Regions from separate parts of the Mus musculus genome. Here region 2 is linked to region 1. The links are chromatin loops, found by intact Hi-C in ENCODE. Cell type or tissue: heart. All regions are shown on one strand.

Region 1 (8,000 bases):
CATCAGAGCCGCTAAAACTGGAGTTACAGACAGTTGTGAGCTCCACATAGGTGGTGGGAAGGGAACCTGTATCTTCTGTATGAGCAACACGTGCTCTTAATTGTAGAACTCTCTCTCCAACCCTCGATTTTTGTTTTGTTTCGTTTCATTTTGTATTGTATTGTACTATGTAGGTGCTGGAAATGCAAACTCAGGTCTTCATGTTGGCATAGTGAGCACTTAGCCAATGGCGGCATCTTCCCAGCCCACACCTAAAATCCCTTTTTTAAAAAATGTATTCTGAAGCTGGGCAGTGGTGGCACATGCCTTTGGTCTCAGCACTCAGGAGACCAAGGATTTCTGTGAGTGAGTTCTAGGCCAGTCTGGTCTAGTCCCATCCTGTGTCTTGCTGTCTACCTTCTCCCTCCCTCCAGGAATCTTTTAGTTATCAGAGCCAAGCAGTGTCCTTCTTGTAGGCAGTCACTGCCCACGCTGGCATGTGGGAAACTGCAAGTACACTGTCCCTGAGGGTGGGCTGACCTTGACAGATGCAGGCACTTTCCAATGTCAGGCAGCAGCCCATTCCTCTCAGCCCTAGCTGTCCCAGCATTGAACTCCCATACTTAAGCTTTCCAAACAGCTCCTCTCTGCTTCTGTCCTCCCCAGGAGATGGCTGCTCTCCCCTCCCTTCCCTCCTCTCACCCCAGGAAGCCCTTGGGTAAACACAGGAATCGTAGGAAGGGGAGGGGCTTCTGTTGCTCATAACCAGATCTCAGCAGTGGAGAGTTTGGCCCTGTACCCTTGAAAAAAAACCTGCTGGCTACCCCAGGGGAGCTTTCTCCAACTTTGTACAAGTCACTTCCATCTTCCGGAACCTCACTTTTCACGTTTCTTCAGGAACTAGTCATCTGTATTCATTGGGCTGGTTGTGATGGTGTGTTCGACCTGGTGAATTTACAGAGCATCCTCAGATCTGACACGAGAGACCTCTCAGCACAGCCCTGCAATTCCTTCTCTGTGAGACCATTTATAAGCCGCCTGATCTCTCTGATTTTTCCCTTCCCCTTTTCCTTTCTCTTCCCTCATTTCAACAGGATTTCACTGTCACAGTGTAACCCCAAGCTGGCCTTGTAACTCCCTATATAGCTCAGGCTGGCTTCAAATTTGAGGTCTTCCTGCCTCAGCCTTCTGAATGCCAAGATGATGGACACTTGTCTCTGAGTCTGTTTGCCCAGCTGCCATATGGAATTCGGATCTGAGGCTGTTCCACTGTGCTCTGTTGAGTTAGTAGAGTACAGAGAGAATAGCACAGTGCCAGGTGTGTGGTCAGAACTAGGTCCAGGCGCTGTACTAGAAGGAGAGGTGAGTGTCTGGGCTGGCATTGATGGAGAAGGGGTGGGATATCTCCTATCCCTGCCGCATCTCCGTTTCAGGACATGTTTTGGAAAATATTCAGTCTGGCTAGGATCCAAAGCCCCTGGGAACAGACAGGACATCCTGTCCCTCCAAGCAGCCGTGCTGACTCAGGAAGATCAATGTGTGACCACAAAAACACAGCTGGTTCTGACCTCTTCTGGGAAATCTACCCGGCCAAACCCATTCAAAGACCCGGATCCTTCCTTCTAGGGCCTGAGCCTGGGCTCTTGAGCAGAAGGTGGCATGCAGAGAAAGAAGACTCTGGCACTTGAGGCATGCCAGGCCAGGGGGTCACAGGCTTCACACGACCCTATGATTGAAGTCAGAGATCTCTCTTGTGCTTGCCAAGCCTCCGGCTTCCCCCAGCCCAGGTTTGGACATTTTTCCAGCCAAGCTGGGCTCCAAACCACTAATTGGGCAACTGTTGACCTCAGAGTAAGTCAGCCCCAGCAAGAGAGATTGTTGAAGCGCATGGGATGTTTTGTTCCTTAGAATCCCAAGAATTAGAGTGAGTCCTCCTCATCCCACAACTCTAGCGCCCAACCCCTCACGGCCATTTGCTTGTTTTGTAACTCGGGCAGGTTCCTCTGCCTCTCAGAGCTCCAGCCTGCTCCCCTCCCCAAGAGAACCCATAGGGGCAGGTGCCCAGTAAGGGAAGTTATTACTGCAAATAGCACTCACTGAATGCCAAACCTAACAAAGTGTGGGCACAGCGTACAAGAGGCCCTAGTTCAATCTGCAGCTCCTCAAACAATTGCGCTAATAAAGGAGGCCCCACTTCTTCCTGAGAACCTCAGTTAACAGACGCTCAGAGAGGGGAGACATTTGAACAGTTGGTGACACAGTTAGCTGCTCAGCCGGAGGAGGGGCTTGCAGCCAAGTCTGGTGGCCTGAGTTTGATCCTCAGGACGTACAAGGAAGAGAGAGAGAGAGCCCATTTGCTAAAAAGTTTATCTCTGGCTTCTACATGTGTACCATATGCCACTTGAACACACATATCACACACACACACAGATACACAATGAATGAATGAATGAATGAATGTAAGTTTTAAAACAAGTAACAACAAAACAAAACAAAACCCCAAAATACTTTATCAGCTGCTTGTGGTCACATGTAGTTTCTTTGAGCCTTGTAAAAATGGAAATGAAAGATATGAGCATTGTGAGGGGCCCACTGTCCTAGATGATCTGGGACCCATGGCTGGCAGACAGTAGGCCCTGGGAAGCACTGAGCATTTATTTCTAACCATGCTGGTAATGTTTCCACAACCATAGAGCTAAGTGTTTCTGGTGAGTCAGGGGGACTGATTTAGTGAGTGCCTACTATGTGTCTACTTCTACCAGAAACCACACCACCTGAGTGCACACACGCATGCACGCACAAACACACACACACACACACACACACGCATTCGCGTGCAAATGTACACATGTACTTAGAGAGGTAAGCAGTTTGACTTTAACTTTTTAAAAACTTGATTTAAAAAACCAAAATGGAGCCGGGCGTGGTGGCGCACACCTTTAATCCCAGCACTCGGGATGGTCTACAAAGTGAGTGCCAGGACAGCCAGGGCTACACAGAGAAACCCTGTCTCGAAAAACCAAAAAAAAAAAAAAAACCAAAATGGATCCAGAAATTCACGTTACATTTGGAGCTTAAAGAGAAGGCTCAAGAATGAAAAGCACCTGCTGCTCTTCTAGAAGACCTGGGATCTACCAGCACCCACGTGGTAGCTGTCAATCATCTACATCTCCAGCTCCAGGAAACCCAGTGCCACCTTCTGGCCTCTGAGGGTGCTGCATGGGCATACATGCAGGCAAAACACCCACAGGCAGAACATAAAAATAAAAAAATCTTTTTAAAAATGTCAAGACAAGCATAACAGTCATAACTGTAACCACCTTGGAGGTATGATAGGAGAATCAGGAATGCGGGGTCATCCTCAACTACATGTTAGTTCAAGATAGTCTGCGACACATGAGTATATCTCAAAAGCAACAATAATGACAATTAAATAAAAAAAAAATAGAGGGTCCAGCAAGATAGTTTGATCAGTGGAGATGCTTATTGCCAAGTCTGTGGACCTGGGCTTGACCTGGACTTGACCTGGGCTTGACCTGGACTTGACCTGGGCTTGACCTATGTTGGTAGAGAACTAACTCCTGTGAGTTGACCCCTGACCTCCACAAATGCACTGTGGTATGTGTGTGCTAACACACACACACAAAATAAGCAAACATAATTTTGAAAGAATATAGTTTGTTGTAGGGTGTATCGCTCATATCTGTAGTCGCAGAACTTGGGAGACAGAGGCAGGAGAACTGCTGTAAGTTTGAAGCTACCATGTTCTACACAGTGAGTTACAAGCTAGCCAGAGCTACAGAGCAAAACCCTGTCTCAAAAACAGGGGTGTAAATACCTGTGAGCTGCATGAATATGCTTATACATTGCTTTTAAAAAGAAAATAGTCCCTTGAGTCGTGCCACCATCTCCAATATAGACAGCTGAAGTAGATACAGCTGGAGACAGCTCTGGTGCTCCAAGCCATTGTGGCACACTGGCAAGGAAGCTCAGAGAGGCCAGGATGCAGGGAAAGCTGACCTTTGGTGACCTTCTGATCTGGAGCGGGTGATCACAGCTAGCAGACATTCCGAGTCCCAGTGGACCAGATCTCTGGACATCATTCCTTGGAGTTCCCAAGGGGCCCCTGCACAAGGCTCACAGCTCTCCTTGTGCACATGGCAACGGGTCCTTTCAATGTGATGTTCCAGATCGGTTACTTCTGGCTGTCCAAGACAGGCAACAATACAGAAACTCAAGTCTCTGCTCACCTATTTAATTGTAAACGTGGACAGCTTCTGGCCCTTCCTTGATCCAAGCCTGTCTTTCAACCTCTGAAACCAAAGAGACAAGCGTGGTATAGTCTCTAGAATGAAGTAAAATTTGCGACTACACTGACATTTGGACTTGACTCTCATCTCGGATCCTTTCTGAATTGGAATGTCCTATTCTGTAAAGACCATCTCTCCCATTGTTTTCAGTATAAGCATTATAAGGATATATATCTATATAGATATATATCACATATATATCATATATATTATATATCACATATATATTATATATAAACATATACAGAAGGATATATACATATATGGGTATATGTTACATATATACATGTATATTTAGATATATTATATGATATGAGCCTAGTGCCTCATTGTCTACAGCTGCTCAACATGAGAAAACTCTCCTGTTTTGTTTGTCTGACACCCTTCTGCCATCTCTAAACTTTCACTCAGGAAGGCTGACCATCCTCACCAAGCTCATCTCCCCCTACTGTCAGCATCTAGAAGTGCAGGCTGGGCTGCCAGGGCCACCGGTAAACTGTTCATCTGGAAGAGAGGTTTAATCTCAACACCTGGGCCAGCAGGGCTAAAGCTTTGCTCCAGAAGCCTCCTACTATTTGTGCAGCTTGAGAAAAGTTATTTTTGTCTTATGAGCTCATTTAATCAGCTTTTTTGTTTTGTTTTTGCTTCTGAAGACTATGTTAGTTACCTTTCTATTCCTGACAAAGCCACTTAAGAAGGGAAGAGTTGGTGGCCAGCAGTGGTGGCTCACACCTTTAATTCTGGCATTTGAGAGGAAGAGAGAAGTGGGTCTCTGTGAGTTCTAGGCTATCCCGGTCTATGTAGTGAGTTCCAGGATAGCCAGAGCTCCTGTCACAAACACACACACACACATACACACACACAGGAAGGAGGAAGAGTTTATTCAGGCTCACAATTCAGGGTACAGAGGCCATCATGAAAAGCAGCACTTAAGGTAGCCAGTCATATTGTGTTCCAGTCAGGAAGCTTAGTGAGAGAAGTGAACAAAGGCTGCTGCTTAGCTGCCTTTCTCCACAGTCCAGGATCCCAACCAGGGAATGATCCCAGCTAGTCTTCCCTATTCAGTGAGCCACAGTTAAGGCAAATTCCTATAGACATACCCAGATATCCACTTCACGGGTGATTCTAGAGCCTATGAATTTGACAGATAACACTAACCAGCCCAGGGATCCAGATGTTTGGGAGCCTGAATAGATTGGCCAACGTCATATAATTTGAATTAAGATTAGTAGATTTCGGTGGATGAATCATGTCCTGTCCCCTGAGATGTCCTCATCTTAGCCTCTGTAATTTGTAAATATCTCATGGGGTCAAAGAGATGTTATAGGTGTGCTTAAGGATCTTCAGATGGTGAGACTATTCCAGGTTCTCCCAATAATGGGCCCAATGTAACTGTAAACATTCTTATAAGTGAGAGGCAGGAAGCTGGAGGTGACGTGTCTCCTGATCTTTTCTACTCAAGAGGCTGAAGTGGGAGAACTGAAAGTTCAAGACCAACCTGAGTAAGTGTCTCAAAAACAAATCTTTGAAACAGGGTCTTACTCATGGTCCTGACTGGCCAGCTGACCTCAAACGCAGCTGAGGTTAAAGGCGTGCATCACGATGCCCAAATTTCTCAAATATTTGAACATGACTTTTGTAAGAGACATGAGCATTCACACTTATGATTCCAGGACTTCCAAATGTGACACAGAAGGATTGTGGACTTGAAGTCAGCCTAGATTACATCAAGTTCTCTCTCTCTCTCTCTCTCTCTCTCTCTCTCACTCACACACACACACAAAGAGAGAGAGAAAGAGAGAGAGAAAGAGAGAGAGGGAGAGAGAACACAGAGGGGGTATTCAGGACTCAGTCAGTTGCCGTTGTGACAACAGAAGCAAGATGTCGGAGTGATGTGGGGAAGACCATGGACCAAATAATACCAGTAGCTCAGTAGCTTCTGCAAGTTGGAAAAGAGAACCAGTACCCAGAGAGACAGCAGCCTTCCCAGCTCCCCGGTGTCTTTAGCAAAGCAACAAAATACATTTGTGTTATTTGAAGTCACTATGTAGTAATTTGTTATAAATGGAACAGGAAACTAACACTTAGATTTGGGCGGGGGGGGGGCGCGGACGGGGGACAGGACACCTATTTAAATGTGAGTTTCTGAGAAACAAACATTTCTAAAGTATGTGTCCCAAATGTTACATAAGGAACCTAGTCTTAAAAATAGACCTTTGTTTATCTGAAATTCAAATTTAACTGAGAGTTCTATATTTTATTTGGCAGCCTAGAAGCTGGTGACTGGAGAGAAGGGAGGACTGCAAGTCTCATGACTTGTAACCTGGGGTGGCGGCACACACTCACTGTCTCAGAAGACAAGGCGCAAGAGTCATGAGTTGGGGGCCAGCTGGTCTACAAAGGCACCCTCTATTAAAAACAAACAAAACAGATAAACATAACTCAGAATTCCCAGGGTACCTCGAACCCCTCTCACATATTTAGTTTGACATCTGGCAAAATCCATTGTGTCCTTATGTCCTTGAAGGTCACTTCCCACCACTCTAGGACTCCACTTATTCATAAGGTAGGGAAAGGATGAGGGACTTAAGGTTATCCCTTTGAATATGACATTTTCTTAGACCGACGAAATTTCTCTCTAGAAATGGTCTGTTGTCCTTATTCTACCTAAAAGAGATTTGCCTCGAAATTACAGTTGCACAAACCATGGGTATGTGTGGTGAGGCTAGTAAATGGGTCAGATGTGGAGTTAATAAACTCCTTTTCAAACTACTGCTGTCTCGAGACAACATTGTGAGCCCCAGAGCAGGAAACAAGTAGTTTCTGAGTCGGGGTCCAGGGCAAGAATCGTTATTCACGAAGAAATAGAGGCGAAGAGGCTAGTGCACTTGGCCAAAGCGGCTCAGCTGATGGCATACTGACACAGGCAGCCAGTCCAGACATCAGCTGAGGACAGAGTAGTTCTGCAAATGATAAGCCTGAGGTCTAGGTCTGAAGCTGGTTTCTGCATTGATTTGCCGCTTCTCTAGAGGTCACAGCAGGCAGGGGGATTGAAAAAAAAAAATATATATATATATATAAAATGAAAATAAATAAATAAAAAGACAATTTAATGAGAAAATGATGTAGAACACTAGGCATATGGCAGTGTGTTCCAGCTTCCCTCCCCGAGGCCTCAGTTTCCCCACCCGAAACCCAACTCAGCTGCACAGCCGGGGCCACCAGGTGGTGTCAAGCCCCAAGTCAGCACTACAAAGTTCACTCATGCGCATTCCCGGATGGGCGCCGCCTACACGCGGCTCGAGCGTCACTTCCGGCGCGAGGGCCGGGCCGGCCGGCCGGGGAGTGCGGGTCTGTTCTGCGCGCGCTGCCAGCCGAGGCTCCTGCCGCCGTGACCCGCGCTCCGCCCGCCGCCGGGCTGGTGAGTGCCCACGAGCCCGGGTGTGCGCCGAGGGGCCAGAGATAGGGACCGGAGAGGGCGAGATCGCCGGAAGTGGGCCAGAGGGGCGGGAGACCCCAGGAAATGGGGACACCTGGGGAGGGGGCGAAGACCGGAAGTAGGGGCCTTGGGACGCTGTCAGCGGCTCGCAGGTCTCTGGGGCTCCGAGAGAGATGGCTTCCTGCCTCCTGTTGTTGTGGACGAGAGGGGATGCCCCGGAGAGAGAGATGGCTCCAGGTGGGGAGGGTGTCAGGCTTTATTTCCTGTCCATC
Region 2 (8,000 bases), 220 kb after region 1:
CACCGTGAACCAGTGATATAGTTGTACATCTGAAAACCTAAAACCTGAGGAAACAAGCAATTTTTAGAGAGGTATAAGGAACCTAAAGAGGGGACAATGACCCTGTAGGTACTGGATGCAAGCGTGAGAACCTGAATTTGAATCCTCAAACCTCATATAATAACGCTGAGTCTGGCAGTACACACCTATAATGCCAGACCTGGAAGGCAGAGACAGGAGGATCCTGGCCTAGCGAAGCATCAACTGTATGTTCAGAGAGAGATCCTGTCTCAAAAAAAAGGTGGAGAGCCACAGAGGAGGAAACTCAACCTTGACCTGCGGCCTCCTCACCTGTACCCCCTGGTGTGCAAGTCTGCTCTCATGCACACAGACACGCAAACACTGACATGCCAAAAGATCGGCCCAAGGACTAGTGGAGAATTGAAGTTGAAGCATTATATTTCCAGATCTGATGGCAGTCAAGACCTTCCCAGCCTCAACTCAGCAGCTCCAGGGCTCTGATGGTAAATCCCTGCTGAACTGCAGGAGACAGTCCCTATGTTGTACAGGTTACAAGGGAGACGGGGAAAGAGAGGGGAACCTGTCAAGTGAGCTATTTGATAAATGTCCGCCGTTACAAAAGCTAGATAAGGCAGCCCATGAAAGAACGTTACAGGCCCATTTCATTTATGAACAGATGGAGACACTAAATAAAATACTGGCTGAATCCAGCAAGGTTAAAATAATCACATTCCCTCGCTATCAGGAAGTTTATCCCAGAGAAAACACCAACCACAGAGAACTCGCCAGCATATTTGCCTCAGAGGATCAAGGGAGGAAAATAGCCCAGTGTTCATGACGCCTGGAGCAGACTCGGCTCTTGGATGAGGTCCTCGGTCTTCAGGGAAAAGAAGAACTTTAATCTCACAGAGCTTTTCATAACCAAAAGCTGCATCTATGTATGTTCTGAAGGACCCGGAAAAGGCGAGAAGAGCAGACACTGCTGCTGTGGTCTGAGGCCTGGAGCCAGACAGCAAGGCCAGTAAAGATGCCATTCTAGCAGGAGAGAGACAAGGTTAGACAAATCAACAGGCAGGGATGGAGTATGGAATAGCAATGAGTGGGACTGAGCATGGCTTCCAGGTATGCAGACACCACCACCACCACCAACAACAAAATGGTGTTTTTACATCAACAGTAACTAACCAGGAATACTCAAACTCATGTCAGCTCAAATAGGAGGGTCTATGGGACTATATACATATATACATATTAAAGACACTGGTTACATATTAATACATATGTATATATATGGACATATTATTGCCCCCTTAATTATGTACATTAAATCTATAAGGAGTATCCAGGACACATATGTAGCTCTAGGCACCATAAGGGATACATCCTCTCCTTTTTGTCTATGAGTCAGGGTCTTTCTATATAACTCAAGCTAAACTTAAACTCATTATCCTCCTGCCTCAGCCTTAAAGATACAGGGATGACATGCATGCTTGCCCTTGCCTGGCTCCAATCTCCTTCTTTTATGCCTCCCTCTGTATATGAGACCTGTCTTCAAGGTACCTCCATGGTACAAGGCAGCCACGAACATCACTATCCCACCTTTGACCAGAAGCAGAGGAAGAAAGGAGTGTCAGAGTGACAAAAAGAAAGGCCTTCCCTTTAGGGACCAGTCTCAGAATTTGCACCCAATGCTTTTGCGTAACTCACAACAGGAAGCTAGCCACATAGCCTTGCCTGGCTGCCAAGCTGAGCACATCACTGTCTTACACAAACTCAGGTCTTGGAGATAGTGGCAGGAGATAGACAATTATCAGTGTGGACGTTGTGTAGGTCTGTCTGAGAGAGTTTCCGTGCGGCCATGGAGCGGGTGAGCACCCAAGACAGGGTGTCAAGTCTGGCTCAGAGTTGACTGCGTACCAACAGCCGTCCATTCACCACTTCAGCGTGCCAGCCCCAAAACTCAGCGGCGTCTCACTCCACACCTGCCTGATTCAGGTCCTGTGTGCCGTACCTCTGCCCACGCTACCTAACCAAATGACTGCGGTCTGCCTTTCCAGTCTCGCTGGTGTCATGCCTGCGTGTGGCATAGTCTAGTCTCGATAAACATAGAAAGGATCAAGCAGGGAACTACAGACAGCAAGGACCCAAGGTGGCCATGCCATTTCTCCCTCAGGCCCTCAGGTCATATAGACTTATTTGCTAGATATTTGTCTTCTACCCACAGTGGTAGGCAGAGTCTGTATGTGACTCGGAGGGAGCATATAGCCTCCAGGTTTGTTTTCTTTTGAGATAGGGGCTTGCTTTGTAGCCCAGGCTAGCCCCCTGTGATCTGGGCTCATGGGTGTGTTGCACTGTAACTGGTGGAGGTGTTGGGAGCCACAGCCTTCTCTAAGCACCTAAGACCCTGTTTCTGACTTTATCCCAGAATCAACCGCCCCCCCCCCAAGATGTCCCGCCTTCTATTTCCTGCCTCAGCTCATTGGCCAATCAGCCTTTTATTGACAGATGATGCTTCTACATATAACACAGCAGATGTCTCTACACCCTGATTTTTTTTAAAAAGATTTATTTATTTAAGTATTTTATGTATATGGGTACACTGTTGCAGTCTTCAGACACACCAGAAGAGGGCATCGGATTCCATTACAGATGGTTGTGAGCCACCATGTGGTTGCTAGGAATTGAACTCGGGATCTCTGGAAGAGCAGTCAGTGCTCTTAACCACTGAGCCATCTCTCCAGCCCTACACCCTGATCTTTAAATCCCATGTCCTTCTACCCAACACTCGTTGATAGGACCTTAGGGACATCCCCTGTACCCAATGGATACAGTTGGTGATGTGAATCCTGTGTTTTATTCTCTGCGTATTCCTGCCCAGTCCAGTGCCCAGGAAGCCACATGCCCACTAGATACCTTCTGTACTGAGTATGCCAGGCTACTATGTTAGGTCCCTCCTCCAGACATTTGATCATGCTGTTCCCTCTGGAACATTCTACCGCAGAGCCTTGTTAGCTTTCAGAATTGGCATCTCCCTCAGAAGTTGTATCTCACTCTTTGTCTGAACAAGGGAGGGGGTCCTTACACTTTTCATTACTACCCCATGCCCCAGGCTCTGGTCCCCAGGTCTGTGCTGTGTCTCCAGGTCTGCAGAACCCCTCAGAGCTGGTAGAATCCAACAAAGACAATTTTGCTCAGTCAGATCAGCAGAGACCAGCAAGTGCCAGCACACAGTAGGCTCAGTCTGCTTAGGCTTGGCCACCCTAGGCCACCTTCAGAGCCCAGGAGGATAGGGAGGCTCTTGGTTGCCAAGAGCAGACAGGCTGCCAGGGAAGCTCTGCTCTGGGTCACACCCACCTCTGGGTGGCTGCCAGTCTCCCTGCCAGAAACCACAGGCTGGGTCTGGGCTGCCCAGAGCTTGAGCTTCAGGGCTCAGGACACCGTGGGTCAGATCTGCAGAGCATTTGACAGACGCTCCTGATCTCCAGAGGACCCCGGGCTGGGACAGGGGCCTTGGCGAGGCTGCAGCTGCTGTGGCAGTAGCTTGGGATGGAGGTCTTTCTTGCTGGGAACTGAGGAGCTGAGAGGCTCCTGTCAGGCTCCTGTCCTAAACTCTTGGCACTTGCGGTGGCTTGGGCTTCACACACTGTCAGACACCTTCTTGGTGGCCTCCTCGGCCTCAGGTAACTGGGCTTATTCCTGGGACTATGGAAACCGGTGTAAGGACTATAAATGTGTGTGTGTGTGTGTGTGTGTGTGTCTGTCTGTCTGTCTGTCTGTCGTTTTCTCTTTCTCTGTATGCACCTAGAAGGAACCTCATTCCCTCCAGAACATAAAAAAAGACTCGGGTCTTGCTTCCCAGGTTTGAAGCTGGCTCCACAAGGGACACGGTGACATGAGGGGCAACCCACTGATCCATCTTCTGGCCATTTCCTTCCTCTGCATTCTCTCAATGGTAAGGCATCCTGGTCTTGAATGACAGCAGAATTCTGGGTGGTGGGACAGATATATGGTCACAACTTAGAACTCTTGGAAAGACCCTATACTGGATACAGTCTGGTCTCTGTGCCCAGGCTTGCTTCCCTCTCTGGGCATGCAAGTTCGGCTGTGTGACCTCAGACAAGTGTCCTACCCTTTCTGAGCTTCAGCCTCAGTTGAATGGGTACAATGTTCATGAAGCTTCTGGGGAGACCACTAAGGAGAACTGCATCCACAGAAGATAGCATAGGTCCTGGACCTAGATGAGTGTCTAAAAGAGGACAGTGGGATCCTCCAGTGTCATAGAAACTAAAACAAATGTGAGTGCTGTGTAGCTCTGAACCAGGACAGAGGTTGATGCTGGGGTCTGATTGCAAAGTACAGTCCATGAGGGTACAACATGCTAGCCCTCAGGCAGTCAGTGACCTCTGGCCCTGGTCAGAGAGAGCAGGAGACATCTCTGTGGCAAATGTCCTTGTCCCTTGGTTCACATTGGGCATCTTTTAATTGGCTTGTGAGTAGTTCCGTTTGCACATTTATAACAGTCTTATAACAAATTGTCCTGTTTTGATCAAAGGAGACTCAGAGAGGGTAAGCAATGTGCCCAAAGCCACACAGCAAAGAAAAAGAACAATAGAAGAGTTGCATGGTGGAGCCTGGGGCAGACATAGGTGTGTCTGGAGGAAACCCTAGTCTGTGTCTCTCTACCCTAACCTGAGCAATACCTCACACTAAATGTTAAGTTCCCAGTATCACCGAGTTAAGGCCTTGAGCCAATGCAGTGTTGAGTATAAACATCTCCCTCCCTGGGACCAACTGGCTTCCAGTCTTGAAAGGTGTTGAGCAGAACATGGTGCTGGAGAGGGTAGCTTGGGTGGTCTCCTGGGCCCCGGGAGGGGAGGGTTCTGAAGGGCTGAGGAAGAGCTGCCCTAGATTGGCCACTGGTGTGACATTTATGAAGCCATTCTTTCCTGGTCCTGGGAAGTTGATTGGCATCTGGGATGTAGTCATGGAGAGGACCTGAGGCCACAGCCTTCCCGGGGGATGGAATTCTGGATCTTCCAGGCAGGCTGTGGGCTCCAGGCTCTGGACTGGGGCAGGAGGAAGGAACCTGGAAACAGCGAAGCGATGTTGATCAGGGTCTGACAGCGACCAGAGACTTAGTTACTTAGTCTGGGGAGACCAAAGCAAGTGAGACAGCTTGAATATGGGGACAGAATGGCTAGCAAAGGTGGAGGAGAGGAGGATGCCAGAGGGGCTGCTGCTTCCATAGGCTAAGCAAGAGCACCTGCCCTGCCTACTTACTGTCCTTGAACTGAGGACAGAGGCTGAGGCTGAGGTTCAGGTGCTAACGGAGTCCCTGGGGGAACAGCAGGCTCAAGAGTTAAGTGCGGGCTCTGCCTTCCCACCAAGCTGAATTCTCATCTTGTCCCACTGCTTTCCAGATATTTATCACTTGATTTTGACCTGCTTTGTCCTCACTGTTTTGGAGTTTATTCTGAAACAATGTGTCACTCTGTAGCCCAGGCTGGCCTGGAACTCACTATGTAGCTCAGGCTAACTTCAAAATTCTTCTGCCTCAGTCTCCCAAGGGTTATTTCATCATCTTTAAGTCAGACACGAAGCCCATACCTCGTAGGAAAGGGCTAAAGGGAAAGCTTGTGCACACAGCACTCAACGTAAGGGTATCATTAGTGGCTTTTCTTGGAGTCAGGACCTGAAGAAGCCAGAAACTACCGAGAGCCTGCAGCAGGACTCCGGCTCAGTAGAAGGCTCGTTTTGTCTTTGGCCAGTTCTGCTCAGCCAAGGGAGTCAGACCCTTGCTCTGAAAGTCTGCCTCTTTCTTCTCAAGACAACTGCAAGTGAGTTACCCAAGAATGTCTTATATTCCATGTTGAGATTACACAGGAGGCTTGGAGAGGTGACAGTGCATGCTCATGGCAAGCTCTCAGAGGCTGCTGGTCCAGGAACCCTCTGGAACCTGAAATTCTGCAGGGTGTCCTGCCTTAGGTGGGAACCACTCACTCACTCACTGGCTAGGGACAAGCAGCAACTCTGGGGCGGCCTCTGCTGGCCAGAGTGAGAACTGCGGGCCCTGGAGAGCAGGTTTTTTTGTTTTTTGTTTTTTGTTTATTTTTGTTTTGTTTTGTTTTGTTTTTTGTTTGTTTTTGAGACTCTGGATCCAGGGGTGGGCAGGATGGGGCGGCGGTAAACAGATCACTGTTTCCTTGATCCCATCAAGAGGTCTGGGGTCTTTAGTTTTCTTTTCCTAAATCACAAATCCTCCATATAAGGCCTTCTATTCCTGTTAAAGATTGATCGTTCACTGGTAGGGTAGGCAGTCTGGAACATCTTGAGTGCTATCTCCCTCCCTCTTGGTGCCCACCCTTTCGGGAGCTCATGGCTTCTGGAACTTCATTTGTGTATTTCTGTCTTGGGTGAAAGGCGCAGTTGTAGCACTGGGGTGAAACCCTGCGATGAATGGGTACGGAGGCCCTGGCTCAGTTTTTGCCTCTTTCAGAAGTGTCCTCCTCTGGGGCCGAGAGTCCACAGCAGTGAGGTGGGCGTGGCATGGCTCCCAGATCTGACTATTGGCAGTCACTCCCCCCTGCTCCTCCTCCATGCGGAGTCAAATTTCCCATTCGTGCAGGGTGCTGAGAGCGGAGCGGTGGTGGTGGAGTGGAGTGATATGGGGGTGGAGAGCTGGGGTGGGCTGGGCCAGAGGGGCTGTGGACCTAGATGGTTCTTAGACGCTTCTAGACAGCCTATTAAATAGATCACAGGTCCTGCCTCCGTGACTTCTAGTTTCGTGAGTCCCAGAGGAGGCCTGGGAATCTGTATTGCCCTTTCCTGGCTAATCTGATTGTGCACTTAAGGCTGGGAAGCATGGTGGGCTGTGTCAAGACCGGGAAGTGACGTGTTCTGTTTGACTTCTCAAGTCCGAGGGGTAAGAACACACTCTTCCCTTGGTATCACTCTCAGGCTTTTGTACCTGCCCTCCCGTGAGCACATAGCCAAGATGGCCACCGGAGTTAGCCACATTTGGGAAGGCAAGGAGATTGTTTGTTGGGGTAAAATGCTCTCAGTGCAAGTTTGAGGACATGAGATCGTGCCCCAGCACCCACGTGTAGCAGCCACACACAGTGGGACACATCTGAACCCTCCATAGTGGAGTGGCCAGCAATGGGCAGAGCCTCAAGTTCACTTGGTTAGGCAGCCTAACCAACTGATGATGGTCAGGCTTGGTGAGATACTCTGCCTGAAAAATAGAAGGTAGAGAGTGATAAATTCCTCTACCTGATGTTGATGTCTTCATATTTTCACATAAACACCTGCACACGACACATACATGTGCACCCCAAAAATAAACAAACAAGCAAAAAGCCAGCCATATTAATGACCTCCTACCCACGCTCAGGGGTTAGTGACATCATTTCCTGTCCCCCTTCTACAAACGAGGAGACTCAGGCTTGGAGAGTTAAAGGAGCTCTCAGGCTACGCTGCCAACAAGACAGAGCCTAGGACTGAGACTCTGACCTGGGTCCTTGCTCAAGGTCAGTGCCATGCTGCCTCTTAGGAGCACCGTGGGATGGCTCAGGCTGAAGACCCGTTCTGCGTGACACGGAGGCTGAGCTAAGGATCCCACACTGTCTGGTTTGGCAGAGAAGTGACCAGTCGTGGGAGTTTCCATACCTTCCATGATAGCCAAAACTGAGTGAGGTTTCTGTCTCCCCAGGTGTATGCCCAGCTGTGCCCAGCACCCTGTGCCTGTCCTTGGACACCACCCCAGTGCCCACCGGGGGTACCCCTGGTGCTGGATGGCTGTGGCTGCTGTCGAGTGTGTGCACGGAGGCTGGGGGAGTCCTGCGACCACCTGCATGTCTGCGACCCCAGCCAGGGCCTGGTTTGTCAGCCTGGGGCAGGCCCCAGTGGCCGTGGTGCTGTGTGCCTCTGTAAGCAGGTTTGCTAGACCAGTGTGTGTGTGGGCAGGGAGGAGGCTGGGGGGTCAAGGCCATGGGATCCAG

The links. Hi-C counts contacts between places; a loop is a spot of excess contacts. Peaks named below come from ENCODE experiments on the same cell type or tissue, not always from the same donor. Only the 100,000 strongest peaks of a DNase experiment are listed, where the experiment ranks them.
Region 2: a loop joins it to region 1, with 2.8 times the contacts of the local background. A loop is called at or near these places in 3 of 42 quality-filtered maps.

The regions. Positions count from the first base shown.
Region 1 is chr2:163,594,705-163,602,704 of GRCm38, forward strand. It overlaps Ttpal (tocopherol (alpha) transfer protein-like), which reads left to right and starts at 7,610. Exons shown (of 5, transcript NM_181734.3): 1 at 7,610-7,710. In heart, CTCF peaks have their summits at 3,195 (motif pointing left), 4,748 (motif pointing left) and 7,497 (motif pointing right); DNase peaks (open chromatin) are centred at 707, 1,477, 3,172, 7,597 and 1 weaker place; H3K4me3 peaks cover 620 bases; H3K27ac peaks cover 2,860 bases.
Region 2 is chr2:163,817,430-163,825,429 of GRCm38, forward strand. Ccn5 (cellular communication network factor 5) reads left to right here and starts at 3,405. Exons shown (of 5, transcript NM_016873.2): 1 at 3,405-3,680; 2 at 3,860-3,952; 3 at 7,712-7,928. The coding sequence starts at 3,893. In heart, no CTCF peak of the experiment used is centred here; DNase peaks (open chromatin) are centred at 850, 3,362 and 6,552; H3K4me3 peaks cover 779 bases; H3K27ac peaks cover 1,111 bases; H3K27me3 peaks cover 2,003 bases.